Linked DNA regions of Homo sapiens: region 2 is linked to region 1. A link is an interaction called in ENCODE POLR2A ChIA-PET data of the cell type or tissue named here. Cell type or tissue: Caco-2. All regions are shown on one strand.

Region 1 (2,500 bases):
CGCCCGCCTCAGCCTCCCAAAGTGCTGGGATTACAGGCGTGAGCCACCGTGCCCGGCCAACTCATTTTATTGCTTAACTTTTTATTATGAAAATGTTACAACATACAAAAGTAGAGAGAATCATGTAATTAGCCCCCACATACCCACCACTCAGCTTAACCAATGTTCAATCCATCCAGCTTCATCCGCACCCCACCCATCCCTCCATCTTTCCCTTTCCTGTTGGATTATTTTGGAGTGAAATCTCTGACACAGAATTTTTTCCCAGAAATAGTTCAGTATGCTACAGATATATGTTGTCGTGACTTTTTTTTTATTGTGGTAATGTACATAATATGAAATTTACCATTTTAACCATTTCAAGTGTATAGTTCAGTGACATCAAATCCATTCTTACTGCTGAGCAATCATCACCACCATTGGTCTCTAGAGCTGTTTTCATCCTGACAACCAAAATGAGCGACTGAGGCATAAGTCTCAGATCATCGGGGTTACTGAGCCAGCTGAGGGCACTCCCAGGAAGAATACCCACCACAGACACATCTGTGGCTGTTTCTTCCAAAGAGGTTCTCAGGAGTATTTCTATAGTTTCCTTAAAAGGTGGGGGGTGGCAATGAGACAAATGATTATATACTTGGGAGACTGTAGTTAGTGCCAAGTAAATCTACATTTCACGCAACATAAGGCAAACATTTGAAGAAAAGGAAGGGCCCAGGGAGGGGTGAAGGAACAATTGATCTCATCTTGTCTTTGTTCTGTACCTGGGCAGATCAGTAATCAACCCACGAAGTTGGGGAGGAGCCTTTTGAAAGGATCCGTTTCTTTCAGCCCTTAGTGAAGAGAGCCTAAGGCCGGGAAGTGAGGGAGAGGGACCAATTCCCAACCCGTCATGGCGTCCAAGTCTTCTCCCCTTCGCCAACACAAGGTCTGTTCAGTCAGCTGGGGGCTTTTTTTTTTTTTTTTTTTTGAGTCGGAGTCTCGCTCTGTCACCCAGCCTGGAGTGCAGTGGCACGATCTCAGCTCACTGCAACCTCTACCTCCTGGGTTCAAGCAATTCTCCTGCCTCAGACTCCCAAGTAGCTGGGATTATAGGTGCCTGCCACAACGCCCAGCTAATTTTTGTATTTTTAGTAGAGACGGGGTTTCACCATGTTGGTCAGGCTGGTCTTGAACTCCTGACCTTGGGTGATCCACCCGCCTTGGCCTCCCAAAGTGCTGGGATTACAGGTGTGAGCCACCGTGCCCGGCCCTATTTTTGTTTCTCAATCTTCTCCATTGAAATTGTCCCCATGTGTAGAGCGCCTTGACATAAGTGACTCCATCTTAGAAAAAGACTCCATCTTACATTTCAAAAGGCACTTTGCCAACAGGGACCAGATATTGTGCCTGATCGATAAAGTCTGCATCCAACCAGATAAGGATGTAACCAAGCACACTCTTCCACTAGCATCCTTGCCAGTGGGCTCCGTGGCCATGAACGAGCGTGACGTAACCAGCTAGACACAGCCATCTCGACAGACCCGGTCTTGCTGTCACTCATGATCACCTGGCGTCGGCCCCAAAGGCTCTGCCACATTAAAGACTTCCGTGCAAGACCACAGCTGCCTGACGCAGACCAGACCAGGCTCTGCCACATTAAAGACTTCCGTGCAAGACCACAGCTGCCTGACGCAGACCAGACCAGGAGATTCTTTCTGTCTTCATTACTGTTTCTGGGCTGGTTTGTGAACCTCCACATTTTTTTTTTTTTTTTTTTTTTTGAGATGGAGTCTCGTTCTGTTGCCCAGGCTGAAATGCAGTGGTGTGATCTTGGCTCACAGCAACCTCTGCCTCCCGGGTTCAAGTGATTCTCTGCCTCAGCCTCCCGAGTAGCTGGGATTACAGGCACCCACCACTATGCCTGGCTAATTTTTGTATTTTTAGTAAAGACGGGGTTTCACCATGTTGGCCAGGCTGGTCTCGAACTCCTGACCTCAGGTGATCCACCTGCCCCGGCCTCCCAAAGTGCTGGGATTACAGGTGTGAGCCACCACGCCTGGCCTGTTAACCCTTTCTTCTATCTCCTTTCTCCTGCTGTTAAATGTTACTTTGTCATGGAATGTTCATCTAGAGCATTTATGCGTTGATTAAGCACACTGCCATTTGGAGGGCTGCTGCTCTGGTCTCCATTTCTGGTTAGTGACCCTGGCCTGTTTTTCTAGTCTCCCACTTTCTGCAGTATCTTCACTTCTTGGTGCCAATTTAGCAGAATCCATTCATTCTTTAGATGGCAGCACATGGTTAAAGAGCAGACAACAGAGGCGGCACTCGAATGTGGATGTGTGCCTGCCCCTTAGAATAGTGGCTTATTAGATAACATCTGAAAAGTCATGGCCGGGCACGGTGGCTCATGCCTGTAATCCCAGCACTTCAGGAGGCCAAGGCAGGCGGATCACCTGAGGTCAGGAGTTCAAGACCAGCCTGGCCAACATGGCGCAATCCTGTCTCTACTAAATATAGA
Region 2 (2,500 bases), 100 kb before region 1:
ACTTCCATGTAAATTTAACCAAGGAGGCGAAAGATCTGTGTAATAAAACCTATAAGACACTGAAGAAAGAAATCAAAGAAGGCTACAAATAAGTGGAAAGGCATCCCCTGTTCGTGAATCAGAAGACTTAATATTGTTAAAATGTCGGTACTACCCAAAGCAATCTACAAATTCGATGCAATCCCTGTCAAAATCCCAATGACATTTTTTGTATAAGTAGAAAAAACAATCCCAAAATTCATATGGAACCACAAAAGACCCCAAATAGCCAAAACAGTCTTGAGAAAGAAGAACAGAGCAGGAGGCATTCCATTTCCTGATTTCAAACTCCATTGTAAACCTATGTGATAAAAATGAGCATGGTTCTGGCATAAAAACAGACACATAGACCAATGGAACAAAATCTAGGGCCTAGAAGTAAACCCACACATATACGGTTAACTGATATTTTTTCTACTTTATTTCCTATAGAGATGGGGTCTCACTAAAGCGCCTAGTCTGATCTTGAACCCCTAGGCTCAAGTGATCCTCCCATCTCAGTCCACCAAGTAGCTGGGATTACAGCACGTAACACCATGCCTGGCTCAGGTTAACTAATATTTGACAAGGATGCCAAGAATAGACAATGGGGAAAGTATTATCTCTTCAATAAACGGTGTTGGAGAATAGATACACACAAGCATAAGAATAAACCTTGACCCTTATCTTACACCACTCACAAACATTAACTCGAAATGGATCAAAGGCTTAAATGTAAGACCTGAAATGGCAAAACTCCTAGAAGAAAACACGGGAGAAATCTCATTGATATTGATCTTGGCAATGATTTTTGGATTTGACACCAAAAGCACAGGAAACAAAAGCAAAAATGAAGTAGGGCAATTTCATCACATCAGAAAGCTTTTGCACAGCAAAGAAAGCAGTCAACAAAATGGAAAGACAACCTATGGAATGGGAGGAAGCATTTGCAAACCACATATCTGATAAAAGGTTGATATCCAAAATATATCAGTAGCTCATACATCTCAATAGGAAAAAAAAAGTAATAATCTGACGTTAACACGGATAAAGGGCCTGAATACATATTTTTCCAAAGGAGACATACAAATGACCAACATGTACACAAAAAGGTGCTCAATGCCACTAACCATCAGAGAAATGCACATCAAAATCACAAGCAGCACTTTACACCTGTTAGCATGGCTGTTATCAAGAAGACAATAGGTAAGTGCTGGTGAGGGTGGAGAGAAAGAGGAATCCCCTACGCAGCTGGTGGGAATAGGAATTAGTGCAGCCATTACGGGAAACAGCTTGGAGTGTCCTCAAAAAATTCAGAATGAGAACTACCATATGACCCAGCCATCCCGCTTCTGGGTTTGTGCCCAAAAGAAACAAAGTCAATATCTCAAAGAGACATCTGCACTCCCATCGTTATTACAGCATTATTTGCAATAGCCACATCATGCAATAATCTGTCTACCAACAAATGCATGGAAAGAAAATGTGATACACACACACACACACACACACACAGGAATATTATTCAGCCATAAAAAAGGATGACATCCTGCCATTTGTGATGGCATGGATGAACCTTGAGGGCCTTATGCTAAGTGAAGTAAGTCAGACAGAAAAAGACAAAACACTGCATGATCATGAACAAATACTTGTTTTTGTTTGTTTTTTGAGACACGGTCTTGCTCTGTAACCCAGACTGGAGTGCAGTGGTGTGATCATAGCTCACTTCACCCTCAGACTCCCGGGCTGAGGTGATCCTCCCACCTCAGCCTCCCAAGTAGTTGGAATTACAGGCATGTACCACCATGCCTGGCTAATTTTTTATTTTTAATAGAGACAAGGTCTCACTATATTGCCCAGACTGGTCTCCCTTAAATGTGGAATCTAAAAAAGTCAAATTCATAGAAGCAAAGAGTAGAATGATAGGCCAGGGGCGGTGGCTCACGCCTGTAATCCCAGAACTTTGGGAGGCCAAGGCGGGTGGATTATCTGAGGTCAGGTGTTCAAGACCAGACTGGCCAACATGGCAAAACCCTGTCACTACTAAAAATACAAAAATTAGCTAGGCATGGTGGTTCATGCCTGTGATCCCACCTACTTGGGAGGCTGAGGCAGGAGAGTCGCTTGAACCTGGGAGGTGGAGGTTGCAGTGAGCTAAGATCATGCCACTGCACTCCAGCCTGGGAGATGAGAGAGACTCCATCTCAAAAAGAAAAAAAAAGAGTAGAATGATAGCTGCCAGGAGAGGGAGGAGCAGGGGGAGCGGGAGGGGAATGGGAAGATATTAGAGGGCGCAAACTTTTAGTTCTAAGATGAATAAGCTCTGGAGACTGTAGTTAATACTGTATTGTATACTTGAAATTTACTGAGATATTTAAATGTTCTCACCAGAAAAAAAGAAAAAGGTAACTATATGAGATTAACTAACTTGATTGTGATAATCATTCATAATATATATGTATGTCAAATCATCACATTGTAT

The links. ChIA-PET counts read pairs that join two places held together with the same protein. Peaks named below come from ENCODE experiments on the same cell type or tissue, not always from the same donor. Only the 100,000 strongest peaks of a DNase experiment are listed, where the experiment ranks them.
Region 2: POLR2A ChIA-PET joins it to region 1 with 7 read pairs; 2 of 35 experiments call an interaction of 5 or more read pairs at or near these places.

The regions. Positions count from the first base shown.
Region 1 is chr7:156,922,423-156,924,922 of GRCh38, reverse strand. No RefSeq gene overlaps it. Among named protein-coding and RNA genes, the nearest start is that of NOM1, 26 kb to the left of the region's middle. In Caco-2, no CTCF peak of the experiment used is centred here; a DNase peak (open chromatin) is centred at 1,545.
Region 2 is chr7:157,023,949-157,026,448 of GRCh38, reverse strand. No RefSeq gene overlaps it. Among named protein-coding and RNA genes, the nearest start is that of MNX1-AS1, 14 kb to the right of the region's middle. In Caco-2, no CTCF peak of the experiment used is centred here; no DNase peak of the experiment used is centred here.